2 separate regions of the Homo sapiens genome follow, and region 2 is linked to region 1. A link is a loop called in an ENCODE intact Hi-C map of the cell type or tissue named here. Cell type or tissue: PC-3. All regions are shown on one strand.

Region 1 (8,000 bases):
GTTTTGGAACTCGGACTGGCTCTCCTTGCTCCTCAGCCTGCAGATGGCCTGTTGTGGGACCTTGTGATCATATGGGTTAATACTTAATAAACATATATATATTCCTTTAATTCTGTCCTTCTAGAGAACCCTGACTGATACAGGGTTCAGACCAATCACCTGCGAATGAGGATCTGAACCTGATCTGAACCTAGCAATTTATGCTCGAAGAACCCCTTCCCTTGGGGCTGTTGGTGGGCACCCCTTGGGGTGGCGTGGGGCAGGTGGCTTGGAGTGGGCAGGCACTCCACAGTTTTCTTGTTCAGTGCACATGTGAGGATGCTTGGAGTTCTGTGACACTCAGTTTACCTTCCACTACTAGGTCAGTAGGAGCAGTGGCTTGCAAAAGGCACTTTCTGTAAAAACAAACACATTAAACAAATACCCTAAGTACAATCATGATGATAATGATGGCAAACAAGATGAAGGAGGAGAAGAGGGAGAAGAAAAAGAAGAAAAATGTAGGGATTTTGAAATGTGTTCCTTTTAAGACACTGTGAAAGAAAATACACACTGTAGAGCAGGTGTGTCCAATCTTTTGGCTACCCTGGGCCACACTGGAAGAACAATTGTCTTGGGCCACACATAAAATGCACTAACACTAACGATAGTTGATGAGCTAAAAAAAAAAAAAAAAAAAAAAAAATCTCATAATGTTTTAAGGAAGTGTATGGGCCAAATTCAAAGCTGTCCTGGGCTGCATGCGGCCCACCGGCCACGGGTTGGACAAGCTTGGTGTAAAGTGTCAGGAATATTATGCTCAGCTGAAGCCGAACTTTATTTTGGATTCTGGTTATTTTATCTAAAGCAGCTTCGAAGTGGCTTCCTCGACATAATTAAGAATCTCAGAATTTTGGAACAGAAAGAAACCTCAAAGAAATCTACTCTTTGGTTAGACCATTTTGCATGATCTAGTCCCTACATCTTAGAGAAGTGGAAATGAGGCTCTGTGAGGCTGAGTGGCTCGGCAAGCTTGGGAGGCCTCTGTTCTGTGATTTCAGAACACAGCGGTGATTTCAGAGATTCTCTGCCACAGAACTGCTAACTCTGGTTGGCTGGTTTCCACTTGAGCACTTGTGTAGATGGAAACCTTATTGGCTTAAATAGTTACCTCTTTCTTGGGGGCAGCTGGCCTGGAACTCCTGCCAATCTTTCCCTTATAAAACAGAAATCTACTTTTTCTATAAAGGTGTGGTGTATTTTCTAAGCTTTATTCAGACCCTGGGTGTTCCCAAGCCGTCTTTCACTGTCACATTCTCACGTCCAATTTATTCAGCCTCAGAGCTGTTACCGAATGGCTAGAACCAGAAGCCACACTAGTTTCCAGGTGTTTGTGAAGGATCTGGCCACTAACAACACAAAACAAAAATAATACCACAATGTCACTGCCGTTTTAATCAATCTCCCAACTTTATCACACAACAATGGCTATCCTGGGTGAAGCTTTTTATGAGTTTTGTGTTCTGCCAACAAACAACCAAAAAATAAAATTGGCACTGGATTAAAAAAATTCATGTTATAGTGGTAGCTGAGGTGTTCTCGTGGTTCTAAAATGATAAACAAAATAGCCAAAATATGTATAAGATATCTGCCATGTTTAACTGTGTGGCTCTGGGCAAGTTACTGTCTCCACCCTTTACAATTCCTATCTGAACACTGGGATATTTGTGTTCTTAGCACTGTCATTGGCTTACAGGAAATGCTTAATAAACTACCTATTAATATTGAATACCTTTTTATTTAGTCTTCATAAGAACTGCATAAAGCTCAGAAAAAATCAAGTAATTTGCTCAAGTTCTAAAAAGCAGAAAGTGGTAGAGTTAGCATAATTAGAACTAATTATCTGAATTCAATTTGGTGGTCTTTTTGCTTCACCAGAGCTAACCACAACTGCCATGTTTTAGGGCTAGGCAATGGGAACCCCAGTGTGTATCCTGGATCTGACTCTCAGCTCCCAGGATTTAGAAACCCCAGTGCAACCCCTGTCTCAGTGCCTCTCTCCTTGGAGGCATCTTGTGGGCCATGCCAACACCCACTGCCCCTCTGCTCTGACAGGTGGCAGGATCCTGGGCTCTGGAGGTGTTGAAGGAGAGGTGTAATTTTCCTCCTCCCCTGCCTATGGGTTGGACTGTTTGACACTCCCTGAGGGGCCTCAAGAACTTCTTGCCATAGACTCTAGGCTCCTTATCTTGGTAAATCAACATAATGCTCACCAAGTTGGCTTTCCTCAAGTTAAGGTGGCTGATGTGTATGGAAATACTCAGTAAGATTTATTGAGGGCCTCACAGAAAACTTGGCAGGTTTTCTTTCTTAAGTGATGACAAAGGTGGCCCTTGCCAGTGAAAGGCCACACTGTTGGCCACCCCTTCTGAAATAGTCTTGTTGACTAAAGTTCTGTGCAGGATTTTATTGGCACCTATAAATAGACAAATTGGCAGCTCCTTGTTTTCTTTTTTATTGACAGATGTGGTGGTGAGACTTGCTCTTGGATGCTGTCAGGAAGTATCATCTGACTGCGTTTGCTACCCTGGGGGAGACAAACAAAACTTGAGTGAAGGAAAATGAGAACTCACCTGAAACCAAGAAGAGTCTTTGGAAAAGGATTTTTGTGTAGGTCATCTGGAAAGTGTTTACTCTTAGCAGTTATGCATAACTATAGTCTTAAGAACAAAGTGAGGTGGGGGTGCGGGTAAGGGTGGGAATGGGGTAGGGGTAAACGAGTGGGTGGAGACGTGTCTGTGTGTCCAAAAAACTGCCCCAAAGCAAACATGGCCACGTGCACACATCTAAACCAATGTGTCTCTTAAGACTTTAGCCTCCAGTATACTATGTAGTCGCTGCATTCGTTGACTTTCTTGTCTTACTCAGCAAAAGATGTAGACGATTTCCACTATCTTTCCATAGACCCTCGCTAAATGACCAGATGGGAAAAGTCTATTGCCTGACCAAATTGCCAGTCAGCCCATGAGCAGTCCAGACAGTGCAGGATTTATAGAAAAGGAATTTTTATGATTTCTTCCTGCCCAACCCCCACTAAGAAGCAAAGGCCCTACTCTTGACCTTGGCATCCCCTTGTTGCTTTCTTCTCGTCCATGACACCTAGGCTTGATATTCTTTACCTTGGGTATTCTTGTGAATATTTGCTGAATTTTCATTTACACCAAATACAATTCAGAAGACAGAGGCTTTCCAAGGTATGAGTGTGTAAGTATGTTAAAGAAAAGCTCTCAGCTTGTCTCATGGTTTAAAGTCCTCCTAAGATATCTGAGCTGAATCTAAGGAATAAAGTAGATTGGTTCCTCCCTGTCTGATGAGTTTTATCAAAATGTGATAAAATGTGGTAAAGAAAAATGGTGGGCCAACTTCGTTATAGTTCTACTGAGGGACACTGTACAGGTAAACCAGGCCATAACTCATTTGTCCTGTGACAGTTTTTATTATTCTGTTTTTATGCAGTTTTGAAGAGTGAGGGGAATTGCCCTAGACAACAGATGTGAGAGACTTTTTTCTTTCTTTCTGTCCTGTGGACAGGCCTCAGGCTCCAGCCCAGTGACTCATTGTTGTGGTATTATATACCTCAAGATGAAGTGTGTGCGGTGGAAAGTGTGGGCAGGATTTATCAGTGCGACTTCTTCCTTTGAAGTATCAAGGCAGGCTACTTTGCTGATGGTTTCTGGAACCTGGCCAAGCCCCAATATACTGTGAAAATAGCTGTCTTAGGTTTTCCTGGCACATGAGAACATTTGCACTTGATTCTCAGACCTCCATTGCTTTCTGATGTTTTTGAGGCCAGTGTTCTTGGGATTTAGGGCTCAGGGCCAGATTGTAACCCTGCCTGTTTGTACTCCTTCAAATGCCCCATCCCAACATGGTTTTGATGGCTCCAGATACAGACTGTAACACCAACTTGAGTTCCAAAGTGCAGGCTGGCTTTAGGTTGCTTTTAAGCATTCATGCATAAATTTCTCTATAGCCCACATTTCCTGCTACCCTGCCCCCACTAACAAAATGCTGACTCTTAAGGCGTTTTACTGTGACAATGCTTTCTACGGCAAAGCATCTTCACATTTTCAGCTTGAAAGCAAGGCAATGTGTACGCGGAGAAAAACATAGGAATACCATGATAACTCTATCAGTAAATTGAAAAAATAGGGCTGGGCATGATGGTTTTACACCTGTAATCCCAGCACTTTGGAGGCCAAGGCCAGTGGATTACTTGAGGCCAGGAGCTTGAGACCAGCCTGGCCAACACGGTGAAACCCCGTCTCTACTAAAAATACAAAAATTAGCTGAGTGTGGTGGCACGCGCCTGTTATCCCAGCTACTTGGGAAGCTGAGGCAGGAGAATCTCTTGAACCTGGGAGGTGAAGGTTGCAGTGAGCCAAGATCATGCCACTGCACTCCAGCCTGGGTGAAAGAGTGAGATTCTGTCTCAAAATTTAAAAAAAGAAAGAAAGAAAGAAAAAGAAAGAAAAAGAAAGAAAGAAAAGTTCTCCTTTTCTAGTTAAAAAAAAAATCTATCATCTATTTGCCTGTACCTTCCTCCTCCCACCTTTATTCATTGTCATACTGTTATTAATTTTGGGAACAAACGACATAAGAGCCTAATTATGTTAGACTCCCAGACACCCTTCCAGAGGTGAATGATCAGCCACATTTCTCATCACCCAGCTATGTGTAATAAATAGTTTCCTTGTAAATGCGTATTTCCCAATAGATGCCCCATTTCAGGTTTCCCTCTAGCCTGGGAACCAGACTCTGTCATTCCTGATTAAAATATTGCCAGCCTGTGCTGGGGAACCCATAACTAACCTTGCTGAGCATCTTTTGCACTTTCTCCTTTTGAGTGGGCAGACCCTTTAATAAGGCAACTTGATGTGACTGGACTTGAATCTGGGGAAAGTCTTAGAAAGCTGGCAGATCCATGTCAATGTCCTCCTAGTTGAAAAGACAATTGATATGTTTGCAGGTTGGGTTCTGTTATGGGCTGAATTGTTCCCCCCAACCCTCTCAAATTCATGTGGTGAAGTCCTAACCCCCAGGACCTCAACGGGCCCTTGTTTGGAGATAAGGTATTACAGAAGCAATCAAGTTAAAATGAGGTCATTAGGGTGGGCCCTAATCCAATATGACTGATGTCCTTACCAAAAGGGGAAATTTGGGCTGGGCACGGTGGTTCATGCCTGTAATCCCAGCACTTTGGAAGGGCGAGGGGGCAGATCACGAGGTCAAGAGATCGAGACCATCCTGGCCAACATGGTGAAACGCCATCTCTACTAAAAATACAAAAATTAGCTGGGTGTGGTGGCGCATGCCTGTAGTCCCAGCTACTCGGGAGACTGAGGCAGGAGAACAGCTTGAACCCAAAAGGTGGAGGTTGCAGTGAGCTGAGATTGTACCACTGCACTCCAGCCTGTGTGACAGAGCAAGACTCTGTCTCAAAAAAAAAAAAAAAAAAAAAAAAAAAGTTGGGGGGGAAATTTGGAGACAGATCTATACACATGGAGACTGCCATGTGAACATAAAGACAGTTCTCTACAAGCCAAGGGGAGAGGCCTGGAGCAAGTCCTTCCTTCACGGCCCTCAGAAGGAACCAATGCTGCGGACGCCTTGATCATGGATTTCCAGCCTGCAGAACTGTAAGCCAATAAGTCGGTGTTGTTTAGGCCACCTCATCAGTGGCACTTTGTTGCGGCAGCTCCAGCACATATATATGTCTCTTTGGCAGCAGGTTCTGAGGCAGAGATGAGTATGTAGGGCTTATTAGGGAGTGCTCTTGGGATAAACTCCCATGGAAGAAAAGGGAAGGGGGCAGATTGGGACAAGGGATAATTTGAGCTGTGATGTAGTCCCAGCAAAGGTCTCAGCTGACTTCATGGGAAGCTCTGGAGCTGGTATGGCGCTTCGTTGTTGGAATATGAGCTTGGGCCTTTATAACTCCCTGCTGATCAGTCACTGGGTGGGGGCTGCCTCTGCCTAGTTTTCATAAGCCTAGACAAATCCCGAAGAGGATTGACAGTTGGGGATTGTATTTTGGGAGCAATTCCAGCTTCTGCGGGATAAATCCTTCAATCCTCATGGGGGATCTCAGTGGCACATCACAGCACCACCATGAATACATGTCACCAGGGGTTGGCTGACTTAGGAAATTTGATAAGCCACCCTTAATTTTCAAAATGGGGTTGAACTTTGTAAGGTGTGGTACTGTTCAGTTCTCTTTTTCTTTCTTACTTTCTAGGTGAAGCAGGTTGTGGCTCCCCCAACACTTCGATCCTGTCCTGGGTGAGAGGTGGGGCATGGGAGGTGTATCAATCATTATCTAGACAGAAAAACAGAAACTACTCTGGATGTTTCAAACAGAAGGAATTAATGGAGAAAGAATGTTACCAAGGTGTTAGATGGGCTGGGGAAGCACACAGAGAGGGAAATGTGCCCCAGAGATCAGGAAGCTGGGGTTTTTCAACCTGGGTTGAAACCTGCAAGCCCACACTGTCTGCTGAGTTTCTAAAGATGCTGCTGCTGTTACCATTGCCACAGTCGGATCTATGCTGTTCTGACTAGGAACCCCGGACACTACATTTTGATGCTGGTGAAACCAGGACTGACACCGCTAAAGCTCAGTGTCACCGATGGAGCTGCCAGAGCCCATAGTTGCTGACCTCGGTACTACTGCTATTGGTGGCTCTACCAGTAGCAGACAAAAAAGCCTTCTTCCTCCTATATTCTAGCCTTCCTCTAGCAAGTGGACTGCAGTACAGAGGAAGGCATGGAAGAATGCATGGATCTGGGACCAGCAGACAATAGTCCACTCTCTTTCAGACTAGCTCTTTGCTCTGTCTCTTCTCAGTGTACTGTCCTGAGAGGGAGGTCACATAGCAATGGCCAGGAAGCCCCTCCCCAAGACTGAGGAGAAACCAGGTCTACTAGCTCTCATCCAATATTCTCTGAACCACATCATGGCATAGCTAAAGCCCTGCCTCCCTTTTTCCTTTCCTTCTGGTTTCTGAGAGGAATACTGGGTCACCACTAAAATGTGGACCACAAAAGGGCCAATAAGATCAACTATGCTACCCAGCCACTTCAGTCAATACCTGTCAAACTGATGTTTCAACTGAATTTCTGGTTGGTTGATTGAATTGGTCAAATAAATGTTCTCTGGACACATGTATTTCTCTGGGACATTGACAAAGTAGCAGCATCTACTTATCATGGATAAAACTTCTTTTATTTATTATCTATTGGCTTTTTACAAATAAAACTTCTTGCATTTATTATCTATTAACTTTTCAGGTGATTTTACATTTTTCCCCATTCTTTCAGCAACCATGGACATATCATAAATCATCCTTCTTTCATCCATTTGTTCTTTCAGAAATTTACTGGGGAATCAGCTATAAACAAGGGTTTGTATTTTGTATAGTGGAAGGAATACAAAGAAGTAAAAGAAATAACCCTACCAAGAAGGAGTTGATAGCTACTAAGAAGGAGTACACTTTTACAAACAAAGTAACTGACCTGCAGAAAGAGAACCTGCAGAAAGTGCTAGAATCAGCCAAGAAAGTGCTAGAATCAGCCAAGACTTCTAATTGGCAAGCCGAAGCCCTCCCCATAAACAACCCCCTACTGGTTGAATACTGAGGTGACACACTCAGTTGCATCAGCTCTAAGATTCAGGTCAATGTCTCTTATTATTTTGAATGGCATCTGATTATAGATTAATACGTGTTTTGTCTAAGGTTACCTTGAAGTGTCTTCGTTTGTCCTCATGGAAGTGACTGAGCATGCTTGATTTTTTTCCATGTTGCTTAGCTTTCAGATACAAATTAAGCAATATATTGTATTCCTTCTGTCTAACCATGTGGTTGGTATAATTTCTCCACAGACAGCTGAATTCAACAGCCTGTGTGTAGTGATTCAACATAAGTAAGGACAAAACGGTAGGTGGTAAAGGTTGTCAGAAG
Region 2 (8,000 bases), 210 kb before region 1:
TCTTCTGACCTTGTGTTCTGCCCGCCTCGGCCTCCCATAGTGCTGGCATTACAGGCATGAGCCACCGTGCCCGGCTTGGCGTCTGAAATATTTTTATTCACCTTTTTTATGTGCACATTTCTTGCTTTGCAACCTAGAGAGCAAGCAACTCAGGGTTAGGGATCGTGTCCAATATGTTTTGCATCTCTCACAGTGCTAGGGAAAAGCCCTATGTACAGCAGGCCTTCATTAGATTGGAATGAATGGATATATTTGATCAGCGGGAAAACTAAGGACTAAAGATGACTGAAGATGTCAAAACTAAGCCTTTTCTAATTAGCTCCAATAATTTTTTTGAAGTCAGACTTCATTGACTCTAGCAGTTTTTCAGCCCATGTTGCGAGACTTAGTATTGGGGAAGAGAGAATCCTAAAGAGCTTTGGAGTCCAAAATTCACTGCAGAGGGACTTCTGTTACAATTTTGACCCTCTACAAAACCTCAGACTACCAAACAATGGCCTTTTCTGTTCATAATTGTGCTAGGTCTATGCTTTCTGACTTGTCTTCTTGCCTGCGATAGCACCCCAGGTTCTGTTCCCTGTGGGGCTCCTCTAACACCCCTCCCCTCACTGATCTCCAGTCTCCATTGCCTGAGGAACTCTCTTTCTTTATCAAAAGCATGTCATCAGGAACCTATTTAACACCCTGCTGTGGGTTAGGGAGCTAGATATGCTCCTGGCCTCAAGATTTCTGACAACACTTTAGAATCTTTCTGCAGAAATTGTCATGGCTCACTCATTTCCATCACCATCTTCAGAGGGTTGGGGAGGTGACAGTGAGGACATCGTTCAGGCTCTGCAGCATGTGCCTGGATATGGGTGTTAACCTAAAGCAATGCACATCTCCCGGGCTGTCTGTGTTTCAGTGAAGTGGCTGAGAGAAAATGCTTGGGAGTCAGACAGCGCGGGCTCTGAGTCCTGACTAGTACTTTCTAGCTATATTTCTAAACCTCGGTTTCCTCATTTGGATCATAGGCTTTTAAAGATCTACTTTGCAATGAACAAACAGTTATCAATGAACAAATGTATGTAGGGTCACAGTGGCTGACACAGTCAGCATTCAATAAATGGTAACTTCTGCTATTATTATTATTATTATTATTATTATTTGAGACAGAGTCTTGCTCTGTCACCCACACTGGAGCACAGTTGTGCGATCTCAGCTCACTGCAACCTTCACCTTCCGAGTAGCTGGGACTACAGGCATGTGCCATCACACCCAGGTAATTTTTTGTATTTTTAGTAGAGACAGGGTTTCACCATGTTGGCCAGGCTGGTCTTGAACTCTTGGCCTCAAGTGATCCACCTGCCTCGGCCTCCCAAAGTGCTGGGATTACAGGCATGAGCCACCACACCCGGCCTCCTGCTATTAATAAAATTGGACATACCACGTAGAACACCAACAAGGGACTGAAAACAGACACAGATACAGCAAGAAAGTGCTGATAAAATCTTTTAGATATGAGAGAGGACAAAACAGAAAAAGGAAGAGTTTTTGCAAATGTAGGTGGTGAATGCACACGTGGAAACCTGAAGGCTATGTTATCAGCCTGATTCAATTCATGGGGACCTGATAAGGGAAAGGTAATATTTCCTGGAACTCACTCCATCAAGAACACAAAGATTTTATGACTTCTCTTCTTTCAGACACGCACAAAGCCAACAACACAATAGATTTTCTTTCCCAAATCCCTTCTTTAGAAAGCTTTGCGGCTAAGGACAGTATCTCTATGTAAAAATCCACTCCAGGGGGTCACTGACTGCCTCTGGGGTCAGGAAATGGCTCTCTGAAGAGCTTGCTGGGCTTTGTGGTTGGATGCCAGGGCTGAGGATTGCATTAAGTTCTTCGAATAAGCCTGTAGTTTGGCAAAAAGGCTTTCCTCCTGGGCAGCTGAATAATTTTTAGATGATCTAGCTGGCACATCGTGGAAACACGCTAATGAGTCAGGAGTGATCTGACTCCTCCCCTCACCCCACACCCCCGTTGCTCAAGGGTAGAGAATTTCCAGGGAAGCCAGTGAAAGATTTATGAGACTAATCCCGGAAATATTTCTTCCCCATCTATTCTTCTCAGCAGGGGTGCCAGCAGCCCTGGGTCTGGAGTGTGAGGGGTAGAGAGGGCAAATTAGAAGGGGACAAAAACGCTGACTTCTGCCTTCAAGTGCTAGAGAAATCGGCGACTATAGAAACCACCTAATTAGGGTTCCACTGTCAATAAAATATTCAGGTCTTTTTTTGGAATGTGCCTGCCTGCAGGCCCCACAGAGCTTCATGGATGAATTTGAGGAGGCTTGGAGCATTGTGGCTTGTGGAGCATGGAGTGGGGGAAAGCTTGTTTCAACTCTGGGCTGGGAGGAGTCTGACAAGTGAGCTCTTCTGACTCACTTTTACAGGGATGAGGGGGAGGAGGCTGCAGGGATTTAGCGGCGTAGGGCAGTGTCTCCCGTCACCCGTGAACTTCCCTCTCCACACCCTGCATGTGCTGCATCTTCTTTGGGTGGGCTGACCTCTCCATGACGTCCTGGTTTGGAGGGCTGTCCTGTCTTTCTTATAACTCCAGGCTCCTTTTATAGAAAAGCGAGGGGATGGGAGTTGGGTCACTGGAGAATATCTATAACAGGGTGCCACTCTTGGGTTAAAGAAAAGCTCCTGTGTGCCTTCAAAATATGATTTTAAAAAATATATAAAAAGGTAAAATAGAGTAAGAAAATTCAATCCTTCTGGCTCAGTTTCAGTCACGCATGGGCAAAGGGAACAGAACTATCAGGCATGATTATTTGCCACGACTTTCCCATTTTTTGTTCAGAAAAATATTTTAGTTGTAAAGGTTGGGAAAACTAGGCTATTTGAGTTTTGCCTCTTATGTCTTCCCCCACCCTGTTTTCTGTAAAGACACTGCTAGAAATGGCCAAAAAGGATGTCAACACTGGAAGAGGCTTCAGGCGCCAGCAGAGCCTGCTGGTGAGTAATGAAGAGAGGCATAAACCACAGGAAAGGCCCTTCTCTTGATTAACACGGATTCCATTCAGCATCACCTTTCCTCCTTGTTTCAGGTAGCCTCAGTCCTAAGATGGAGAGACCTTCTAGTCTCTGAGGAGAATGGTCCTGGGCTAACCTTTGGTTTGGACTTCCCTCAGACCCTCAATGGCTGCTGCCACCTGGGCACAAGGATGGCCTTCCTACCTGGGTCCTCTACCCAAAGCTTTCCAAACACAGATGTACTGTTTAATAGGGAAAAGGGACCTTTTTTTTTTGAGACAGGGTCTTGCTTTGTCACCCAGGCTGAAGTGCCCCAGTACAATCACGACTTACTGCAGCCTCAACCTCCCATCTCAAGCAATCCTCCCATCTCAGCCTCCTGAGTAGCTAGGACCACAGGTGTGCACCACCATGCTTGGCTAATTTTTAAATTTTTTGTGGAGATGAGGTCTCCCTATGTTGCCCAGGCTCGTCTTGAATTCCTGGACTCAAATGATTCTCCCACCGCAGCCTCCCAAAGTGTTACGATTGCAGGCATGAGCCACTTCCCATCTGGGGACTTTTAATAATATAATTTTGTGTAACTACTGACAGTCTTGGTAGCAGAAAGGGCATCCATGCCATTTCCCTTCCAGAAATTTCCAAATGGTCTCTGAAGATCTCAGAAGTAAGACTCTCATTTTTGCTAACAAAAGGAGGTTACCTAGCTAACTCCACCACTGCATTAATGTGTACATTTTGAGTACATCATTTTTTTTGGTACATCTTTTTTGAGTACAACTTAGTACACTAAGTTATAAATGGACTGGACTTGAAAATATTTAAATTTTAACCAAGCATCTAAGAAAACTCCAATTTGACTACAGGCTTCAGGTCCTTACCATATATGTCCCAGATTTCTGGGACAGTCCCAATTCCAAATATTCAGTATTGTGGTCAGACAAGTATTTTGGTTCAGGAAGTATGAAGTCTGCCTCAGGGAAAGAGGTAGGTGGCTGTCATAGCCCTAGTTTGCATTTTATAGTTTGCTTATATGGAGAGCAGATCTTGGGCAGCCTTCCAAAACACCAGCATCTGAATTATCTGTTTAAAATTACGAAAAACACCAAGTCATCCAATGTCAGGACTATTTTCAGTTTCCTGTCACTATATTCAACCTGAGCCCAATAGATTGTGTAATCTATTTAATAAACAATTTCTCCCTACCTGGCTAGCCCCAGAGATGAACAATTGTCACTAATCCAGGAAAGATTCCATTCAACATGTATTCACTCATAGCCCTGGGTTCCGTATGAGGTGAGGTATGTTACAGCAAAATTCTTCTCCTTTCAAAACCAGAAATAATAATAATTAATAAGCTTCTGATAATGGTTCATCCCACATTGTCAATTTATCTTTTGGAAGAAGATCAAAATGAATTAACCATAGAGAAGTGAAGCCAAACGGCACAGTTTCAAGATTTGACTGTGAGAACAAAACTTTTAATTAGGAGTTTTGAATTCTTCTCATGAGATCTGCAGGATTCCAGACCTTATCAACACTTGGGAAAATCCAGTGGATTTTTTTTTTTTTAAATAACCCCATGTTCTTTGCTAACAGGAAACAGAAAAAGACTTTTTTTTTTTTAATTTGGAATTGGTTCTGTTGTAAATTAGGATGACACTACTAAACAGTTTCAGATATAAATTACTTTCAATGATTTTTTTTTCCCTTTCATCCAGAACTGGAGCTTGTATTTCCTGTTGATAAAAGAAAAAAAAAAAAGGCACTGTATTTACCAACCTCCCTGATCCAGCCAATCCCTCTGGCCTCTGTCTTTCAAATGAATGTGGAATTTGCTTGAATCTGAGGAAGTTTAGAAGCGGAGCTCCAGACCACCCACTTTCAGGATCTATAAGATGGTGCTGGAGTTAGGCTGAGCTGAGGCACTAATGCAAGCTCATGGGTTAGACCAGAGGTTCTCTTGACTCCATCAGAAAAAGTAGTTTGCAAATATCTTCTTGCTAGTGTCCTCCAGTGGAGGGGCTGACTCCAGGGCCCCTGGCTGCTGACACAGGTTGAATCAATCTACTTGCATGTGTGGAGGAGCCTCTTTTTATACACAAAATGTATTTAGGTGTCTTCATTTTTTATAAAGTGGGATAAGAATGCCGAACATCCTTCCATCCATTACCTATTATGTCTTTCTACTAGGAAAACTGCCTTGAAGTCAGGGTTGCTTCGCATTTTCTGGTGAAGCACTAGTGCTGATTTTACCAAGTCCTAGAATCATAGAATATTCAGCCTGGATCCTTGTGAGTTCTTTTATTTGACGGGTGTGGCGACCATGGTCTAGAGCGCTATGAGGACTTTCCTAAAGTAATAGTGCTACTACTTATTTATTTGCTAATTTATTCATGCAACAATTTTTTCACATCTGCTATCTTCTGTCCTTAAAGAGCTTACAGTGTGTTCTGGAAGATTGCCGATAAGAAAATAAACATTACAGCCAGGCACTGTGGCTCATGCCTGTAATCCCAGTACTTTGGAAGGCCAAGGTGGGAGGATTACCTGAGGTCAGGACTTCAAGACCAGCCTGGCCAACACGGTGAAACCCTGTCTCTGCTAAAAATATAAAAATTAGCTGGGCGTTGTGGCGGGCACCTGTAATTCCAGCTACTCAGCTACTCAGGAGAATCGCTTGAACCTGGGAGGCAGAGGTTGCAGTGAGCCGAGACCGTGGCATTGCACTCCAACCTGGGCAATAGAGCAAGACTCTATCTCAAAAAAAAAAAAAAAAAAGAAAAAAAAGAAAGAAACATTACAAATGGTGATATATTTCATGAATGAAACAGATAGGCTGCTCTTGTAGAGAAAGAACAGGTGAGTGGTGGGAAGGGCCTCTTGGGTAGGGTTGCCAGGTTACGTCTTTGGGAGATGCGGTTTTAGGCAGTGGGAAGAGGAAATTGGGGGTGTGCTGAGAGTACGTTGCTGATAGAAGGAGGCAGGGGAGTTATGGTAAAGAAATGAAGACAACCTCAGGCCTTGATTCTCTGGCAGAAATCCTTTTCAGATTTCAAATGAATATCACTAGATCTTGAATGACCAGTAAGGTTTATTATTAGATATCATTCTAAACTGCTCTTTTTTTCTTTCATCTATCACAGTGGAAATAATATAAAGGCTACACCAAGTGAGGTTTTAGATAAAAAACTTATTCCATTACATTCTGATATAGAGAAGAGATGACGTTTACACCACCAGGCTTGCTGGGTTCTAATAGAGATAAATAAGCTCTGAGTACAAGATATGCACAAGGATAACTCAACACAGCCCAACTCCTGATTGCCCCTCCTCAGCTAGAAATGGACTTGCCTTTGGCTGGGTGTGGTGGCTCACACCAGTAATTCCAGCACTTTGGGAGACCTAGGCGGGCAGATTGCTTGAGGTCAGGAGTTCAAGACCAGCCTAGCCAACGTGGGAAAACCCTGTCTCTACTAAAAATACAAAAATTAGCAGGGTATGGTGGCATGCACCTGTAATCCCAGCTACTCGGGAGGCTAAGCCATGAGAATTGCTTGAACCCAGGAGGCAGAGGCTGCAGTGAGCTGAGAACGCACCACTGCACTCCAGCATGGGTGACAGAGTGAGACTCTGTCTCAAAAAAAAAAAAAAAAAAAGAAATGGACTTGCCTTCCATGTGGCTCTAGGTCTCCCCAATGGCACTTAGAACAATCTAGTTTTTCTGCATCCATCTGTCCTCTATGGTGTCTTGTAAGTTCCTTGAGGGCAGGGATGAGTTGAACTCATTCACCAGCAAACCCATCACCCAGCATATTGCCATGCTCATGAAGACTGCTCAATGAATGGTTGAATGGTTGATATAGAAATACTTAATCTTTAGGAAGATGTGATGCTGGAAAAACAGGGCCATTTTTCCCTTTTATGGCTTTTGCACAGTGCTTGTTATAGGGAACCCACAATTATTACTGTTCTTACCAATAACTGAAAAAAGGCTGTTAGAGGATCCTTGCTTAGTTCCTTTGATGAGGCCATTGGCTCAGTGACAAGAATATTACTGAGGATGGAGAACCAAACATTGAGCTGTTTAGCAGAACTTGCAGCAGAGCTATCATTGCATCATTCTGCTGAGATGTGAAGTAATGTCTGAGCCTTCGGTTCCCACTGTAGGGCAGCTCAGCCTGTGCTCCCAGTTCGGACAGTGACATAAACCCTGCATCCTGTCTCCTGACCCTTGCTCTAGAGGCTCCAGGTCAGTCCCACAAGAGGCAACTTGGCAGCCAGGCCCATTAGGAAGTACATGCAGCCCCAGGAGGTTCTCACAAGTATAGATCAACACTGTGTTTGCCATGGAAAGTTTGGAGGAAAGACTGTACGCCACTCAGTGAAATCCTTTCCTCTAATTCTCTGCTCCTGTCCTGCTTGCAAGCAAAGGAGAACAGCACAAGGAAATTGGGAACTGCATTGTTCTGAGGCCATCTACCCAAATGAAAAACAATGTAAATATTTCACACAAATCCCAGGTCAAATTCCTGTATATACCAAAGCAGAGAAATTTCTCTGAAATGATGGTCGTGGAGAGTAGTACCAATGATGAGAGAAGTTAGGAGTAGAACCCAGAGCCAGTCTGTCCCTGCGTGATGGGTACCGGGGGAGATCCCTCCTACTGTACCACCGTTCTGCAGTCACACTACTTCCTCATTAGAAAAACGCTTTCTCAGTGGCAGGGGAAGGGTTTAAACGCTCCAGAATCTGAGCTGACAATGGGATGTTGTTGCAGGTCAGAAGTGAGAGATAAAAACAAAGATAATAAAAAGGATCAATGCCCCTAATTTGTTGATTGGCTCTCTGCCCCAGCTAAACACTCAGCCAACACCCAGGGAAACTGGGCCACAGTTAACTGGGCATTTGGGCCAGAGGCACTAAGAGGTGTTTATTATTTAGTAGTGGATTCCTGGCTGGGCACGGTGGCTCACGCCTGTA

The links. Hi-C counts contacts between places; a loop is a spot of excess contacts. Peaks named below come from ENCODE experiments on the same cell type or tissue, not always from the same donor. Only the 100,000 strongest peaks of a DNase experiment are listed, where the experiment ranks them.
Region 2: it touches region 1 in a loop (4-fold over the local background); 3 of 110 quality-filtered maps call a loop at or near these places.

What each region holds. Positions count from the first base shown.
Region 1 is chr5:74,322,789-74,330,788 of GRCh38, reverse strand. It overlaps LINC01333 (long intergenic non-protein coding RNA 1333), which reads right to left. Exons shown (of 5, transcript NR_197443.1): 2 at 6,271-6,358; 3 at 4,852-4,977. It overlaps LINC01331 (long intergenic non-protein coding RNA 1331), which reads left to right. Exons shown (of 4, transcript NR_197436.1): 4 at 2,504-3,345. Among named protein-coding and RNA genes, the nearest start is that of LINC01333, 5.2 kb to the right of the region's middle. In PC-3, no CTCF peak of the experiment used is centred here; DNase peaks (open chromatin) are centred at 2,418 and 3,648; H3K27ac peaks cover 2,010 bases.
Region 2 is chr5:74,537,681-74,545,680 of GRCh38, reverse strand. No RefSeq gene overlaps it. Among named protein-coding and RNA genes, the nearest start is that of LINC01331, 4.9 kb to the right of the region's middle. RefSeq lists an enhancer at 2,434-2,995. In PC-3, no CTCF peak of the experiment used is centred here; DNase peaks (open chromatin) are centred at 1,970, 2,390, 3,000 and 4,030; H3K4me3 peaks cover 1,664 bases; H3K27ac peaks cover 2,447 bases.